Linked DNA regions of Homo sapiens: region 2 is linked to region 1. The links are chromatin loops, found by intact Hi-C in ENCODE. Cell type or tissue: endothelial cell of umbilical vein. All regions are shown on one strand. Links, peaks and the distances in the headings refer to the core of each region. The heading gives the core; the rest is flanking DNA. Region 1 has its middle 7.8 kb from the start of MIR4318. Region 2 overlaps LOC102724417 (a long non-coding RNA gene).

The links. Peaks named below come from ENCODE experiments on the same cell type or tissue, not always from the same donor. Only the 100,000 strongest peaks of a DNase experiment are listed, where the experiment ranks them.
Region 2: it touches region 1 in a loop (6-fold over the local background); 3 of 110 quality-filtered maps call a loop at or near these places.

Annotation. Positions count from the first base shown.
Region 1 is chr18:37,663,462-37,666,379 of GRCh38, forward strand. No RefSeq gene overlaps it. Among named protein-coding and RNA genes, the nearest start is that of MIR4318, 7.8 kb to the left of the region's middle. In endothelial cell of umbilical vein, for the core only: no CTCF peak of the experiment used is centred there; no DNase peak of the experiment used is centred there.
Region 2 is chr18:37,723,611-37,726,528 of GRCh38, forward strand. It overlaps LOC102724417 (a long non-coding RNA gene), which reads left to right. Exons shown (of 4, transcript XR_001753556.2): 2 at 2,234-2,305. Among named protein-coding and RNA genes, the nearest start is that of MIR4318, 68 kb to the left of the region's middle. In endothelial cell of umbilical vein, for the core only: no CTCF peak of the experiment used is centred there; no DNase peak of the experiment used is centred there.

The sequences.
Region 1 (2,918 bases), core at 207-2,706:
ACTCACACTGCCCTTAGTCCAAACCACCCTTACCATCATGTGACCACTTTATCCTCACATTATTCTTTCTTCGTCCACAGTGGATGCCCTTGAGTATGTAATTCACTTCTCTTGCTTCTCTCAAAGAACTCACTGCTTGGCCAGTGCTCAGTGAATGTTTGAGGCCTGATTAAAAGCCAGGATTTGGCTGATGTGGGGCTGGGAGGTCCAGGTGGCCCAGCTCCCACCAATGATTAGCTCCTTTCTTTGTGCTGCCCTAAAATCCTGGCTTGGTTCATTAAGATGCAATAAGAAGTCTGGGACACTGGCATCTTCTGTTTACAAGCCACACTTCATTCGGTCCTGCCCTTGTTCCCTCAGCCCTGCAAGCACAAGTGTCTGTCCATCCCTTCCCGGTGTTGCCCTCCACCTTTAAGAGGGAAAATTTAGATGTATGGATTTTGGCAAAGGCTTAAAACTGGCAAGAAATAAAAAATTCAGCATACCCTTCTGCATATTTTATAACTCAGTCTAATGAAGAAATAATCCAAGATGGCACCTGCTAAGAAAACTTAGTTTATTGAAATATGACTGTAATATAGGAAAGATGGCTAATGCACTAGGCTGTGCGATATTAATGCCCTATACTTCAGCTGGTGTGTTTAAAAGAAGTCTCTCATGTATTTTATTTTATTTTATTTTATTGGGAGCCATATCATTAGCTTTTAAAGACATTGTGAGTGAGAGAAGAAAAGAGATTTGGACTATTAAAAAAAAAAACAACAACAAAAAAACCCTGAGCAACTCAACCTGCCTTTCTCTACAAATGAAACAAACCAAAAAAATATATATATTTTTTTCATAAACATTTTTTTTTCCGGCTGGGATATTAGGACAGTATATTAAATTCCCCCAAAAGGAGGCCCTAGAACTATTTACATAATAATGTCTCCACTGTGGTTGTGACAGATGGGCTTCACTGATGCAGACATACTGTTAGGGGCTTAGCAATAGATTAAAAAAACCACCACAATACTGTATAACATAATAAAAGTGTATTGTAATGTACATCATAACTTGTGGCCAAGGTTAAATTTGCAGTCGGAGTATGAAAGTCGTATTCCATTATACAAAATAGATGTTACACAGAAAAGCATTAAAGATGAGTTGACTCAACCATTTATTTTTAGTTTATATTTTATTCTATTTTCCTTGGCCTTATTTATGCAATATATTTTTAATCATATGAAATGGCATCGTTATGTGTCCCTTACCCCCACCTTGGACTGAGGGGCAGCCCGAGATCTTCAGACTCTCCTGGCTTTGTGGCTTCACATTCCAGGGGGCTTCAGGCTTTCCTCTGTTGGAAAATGGCTGATCATGTGTTTCTGTTTTTGCTTCATTCGGAGCTGCTTGGCACAGCTAAGGCCAGCAGTGGCCTCTGAGGGTGGCCTCTTTTGGTTTATGTGGAATCTTTGGAAACAAACTGTAGTTCTAGGGGCTTTCCCCATCCCATCAAGGGGTGACAAGGACATGAGATGTAAGTAGTCCCATTGAAGGTGGTCTATGAATAAAAGGTGACTGGGTTTTTCTTGTCCAGGACTTGACCACTGATTTCAGCTCAATGGTTCTGGTCCCCTGAACTGACCCTGAGTCTAGCAGCATGCTCTCCAAAGGGGAAGTAGCGTTCACTTTAGGCCAGCATGCTGATAATATTGTCAGATCCTTAAAGTGAAGAAAAAGTTTGGAGGCATACTTAAGACCCTAGGCAGAAGTTGCCTTTTATAAATAGATTCTCTTTCCAGTGCCAGCTTAAGAAGTTTGGATTATGCTGTTTAAGGGAGGTGGCTTTTCCCTGCAAGGACTCAATCAATGCAGGCCCCAGATTCCACTCCAATTAAATGATATTAACCTTGATTTAAACAGCCTTTAATTCTGATATCTTTTGTTTTGGTCAAAGTCAGCAATCTCTCAGAAGATTCCATAGAGAGCATAGCCTCTCAGTGTTCCATGGCAGATTTGGGAGTTTTAGGCATGCCTTTAACTAGAGGCCCTCCCTTGGGAGCCAGGAAGACAGAAGCATTAGAGAGACTCCCAGCCCAGGTGGGGAGCCCGGCTCAGGGAATTCAGTCTGGGCTCAGCTGGGGATGCCGGGTGTTTCTGTGGTGGGCAGACCATCAACCCTGGGGGGCCCAAGAAGCTGACAGCTGGTGACTCCTTTTGGGAGTAATCAAGCACCATCTTCTAGAAGAATTCTGTCCTGAATTCTTATTGCTGCAGATAATGGAACCTCAAGCATAATCTGAGCATACCTTCAAATAACCTGCATGTGGAGTTATTTGAAGTACTAGAAAAGCCCTATTGTCCATACTGAGACTCCAATAGAAATGTAATGTGAGCCACATACATAATTTAAATGTATTAATATCCACATTAAAAAAGTAAAAAGCAGCAGGTGAAATTAATTTTATTAATATACTTTTAATATATGTAAAATCTCCAAATTTTAACAAAATGTTATAAAAATTATTGAGATATTTTACATCTTTTTCTTCATGCTAAATCTTTGAAATCCCATGTTTATTTATACTTAAAGCATATTGTAATTGGGATGAGCTTTGTTTCAAATGCTCAGTGGTTGCACGTGGCTAGGGGCCACCATACCAAACAACACAGGTCCAACGGACCATTCTCCTCAGATGTCTGCTATTGTGGTGGACAAGGAGTAGATTAAGGGATTGTTACCCATTCTAAGTCAACTTTTAAGTGCTTCTGTTTTAATCCCTCATCAAACTTTAGCAACAGTGATTGAATTTCCAAACCTCTTTCCAATCTGGCTGGGGTAGATACGAGCCAAGGATTTAGCATTGCGGATGGGGTTTCAGATACTCAGGACAGTTAGGAGGCAGCTGGAAAGACGCATTACCTAGACGGCCCTG
Region 2 (2,918 bases), core at 104-2,603, 60 kb after region 1:
GAGGGAGAGTAAAAGGAAGGAAGGACTCGTTAAGAGACCATCGGTTCTGTGTGTGTGTGTGTGTGTGTGTGTGTGTGTGTGTGTGTGTGTTATAGGGAGGGGCAGCCTCAGGAGACCCGGAGGGACCCTGTGCTTCTGTTAGTCTCCGTGATGTTGACGCTGAAGCCATGAACACACAAAGATCACAGACGGAAGGAAGAAGAGCTCCGGCTCTAGTTCCTGTGAGGTACTGTGTGTCTCAGAAAAAGTATTAGAGAAGTAGGGAAATGGCTTTTTGATGCTGCTGCTGCATAAACAGGCTTCCCAGGTACAGGCGTATTTTAACGTGGTGTTAAAAGACAAAGAAGGAAGAGTCGAAGTGCTGTCTTTCACGCCTCTGTGTTGCCTCCTGAAAACCCATCTCATGGAAGTAGACCTAGGAAAGGAACCCACCTGGCAGCAACTCCTGGGGGCTGAGGGGCAGGTTGGAGGGGGGGAAGGCAGGAAGGACACGCTGACCACTTAGGTCTCTGGCATCACACAGGGAACTCTTGGCTAATCCTCCAGGGAAATCCCTAGAGGCTGAGGCCTGGGAAACCAGCTTCCTAAAGGGTACCCTGTACCTCAGGTTCTGATTTTTCATTCAGTTTACATAGCCTGTTTGCAGAGCCATCTTAAATATCCTTGCAGTGCATCTGGTGTCAAAGCTTAGGGCTGCCAGCAAGGTCTCCCTGCTCCGTGCCTCTGCCCATCATTCTGTCTTGGCTCGGTGAAAGGCTGCCCGAGGTATTTTTCTTGCTTGGCTTAAACATTATATCATTTGGGTTAAACATCACCCTCTTTGGCACCCTCCTTAAGTCTAATTTATGCATTGTTTTTTTCTGGGAAGGCTTCTAGAACTACCGTACCTTCTGCCTTGGGGCTCCCAGGGCTCTATGGGAAACATGATTACTGCACTAAACAGGCAGTCCTATAGGGGTGTGCTACTGAAATGCTGCAGCCTGAGCCCCTCATCCCTCCACGTATATTATAGTTTCTCTGCCAAGGCAACCAGTGCATGTGCCCACCCTGCCTGTGGGCTGTGAAGGCTGGCATGGGCCCTGCTCCTCACCAGGACCCTGAGCCATCCTCAGTTGGTGCTGGCTGAAGGCCCCAGCACAGGAAACACGTTCCGATTTGTCTCCACAGAGTAACTATGCTCACTGCAACACCTTTCATTCCTAATAGGGAGGATGAAAACAAGAGTGAATGCATATAAACATATTGGATTCCTAAGAGTTGGAGTGATAGAGACAGTGAGGGAATGAATTAGAGAAGGGGCGGGGATCATCAACCTGACTGGCTTTCTAATTTTATAACCCTATTGTGCCTCCCAGGTTAGCCACAGTAAACACAATCCCCTGGTGGTGGCAAGGGCTTTATATCTAAGAACTGGAAAACTACCAAAGGGACTCTTCCCCAGAATCTCTTCCCTGGAGATCCATTCACCCCACAATCCAGAGAATGTCAGTCTTCATGGGATGCTGAGATAGCTGACTCAGTTCCCACCCCTGCCCCACACCCATCCAACCCAGAGAATTCAGTCCTGAAAAACAAAAGGATCAAGCTTTCGGGGAAATCTAACTGTACACACTGGTCACATGTCAGGGGGATGCAAAGATTCTTTTTCCTATTAATTTCCACTGTGATTTTAGAGACATTCTATAAATGCATTAGACCCCCAGCTCCTTAAGAAGGTAAGAGAATATAAGTTATTAATTGCATACCCTACATCCAGTATAGTGCTTGGCACATAGTACGTGCTCAATAAATGATTTTCGGCTGAGATGTTGTGTGTTCTTTGCTGTTTAATTTATAGTATCTTAGTGGGCTCTGGAATTAGATGAGCCCATATGTGTGCAGCAGATACTGTGGGGAGCACACTCCAGTAGATGAAAAATGTGGTGTTCAGAGGGTGTGGCTGTTCAAGCAAGCAGCCCAAGGGGGAACCACTGTGAGGAAGCTCACAATCCCCATGTGTTTGTGTGTCTTGCACTGTTCTTAGCACTCTGCATGTGTCAGCACCTTTTCTCCTCTCTGCCCACCTGGGAGGCAGGTGGTACTCATCTTTCTTTTACAGATGAGAAAGCCAAGGCAGAGTAAAGAAATGACATTCCCAGGTAACACAGCTGGTAAATGGTACAGGACCTCACCCCAGGCTAGCTGATTGGAGGGTTCATGCCCTTAACAACTTCCTTCTACTGCTTCTCTGCAGAACATGGCCCTAACAGTGGGCAGCATGAAACTGAGGAACACAGCAGGAAGCTGATTTAGGCAAACTCAGCAGGTAAGCATGGGGTTAGTCAACACAAGGGCCATCTCCGTGGCTGGCCACTGGGGTCTGGAGCAGGGAGGGTCTGGATACTAGATCGATGATCAAGACAGGGATTCATGCATGAGAGCAAGGCAAGAAGGCAATGGCCAGAATCAAGCAAGACTGCTCCCAGGGCTCAACGTCTGGTTCATAGTAAAGCTCACAGTGCTGAGTCCCAGGGTCTTATAATACACTTCTGAAATACTCCTTCTCTAAGCTCTGTGTTGGCTAAATTCTAGGGCAAGGCCGAACATCAGTCTCAGAATGTTTTCTTAAATAAGGGAATGGAAAAAAGCAGAAACCATCCAGCCTTGTCCCAATGCACAGACTTGCTCTGTTCCCTTACGGTGAATGCATTCTCTTTAGGCCCACCCTGTTTTTTCACGCCATCCAACTGGAGCCAGTGTTTATTTCCAAGGTTGTGTTATATGATGGGGAAAAGTTCTCTGGAGGAAAATTCTGGGGCTCATTAAACAGTGGGTAGAAGAGGAGGAAAGAATGAGGGAGGGAAGTAAAGAGAAAATTATACCAGGATGATGTTTTCTTTTCCTGTAGGAAAGAATCTAAAATAATTGCATCTCTTGTT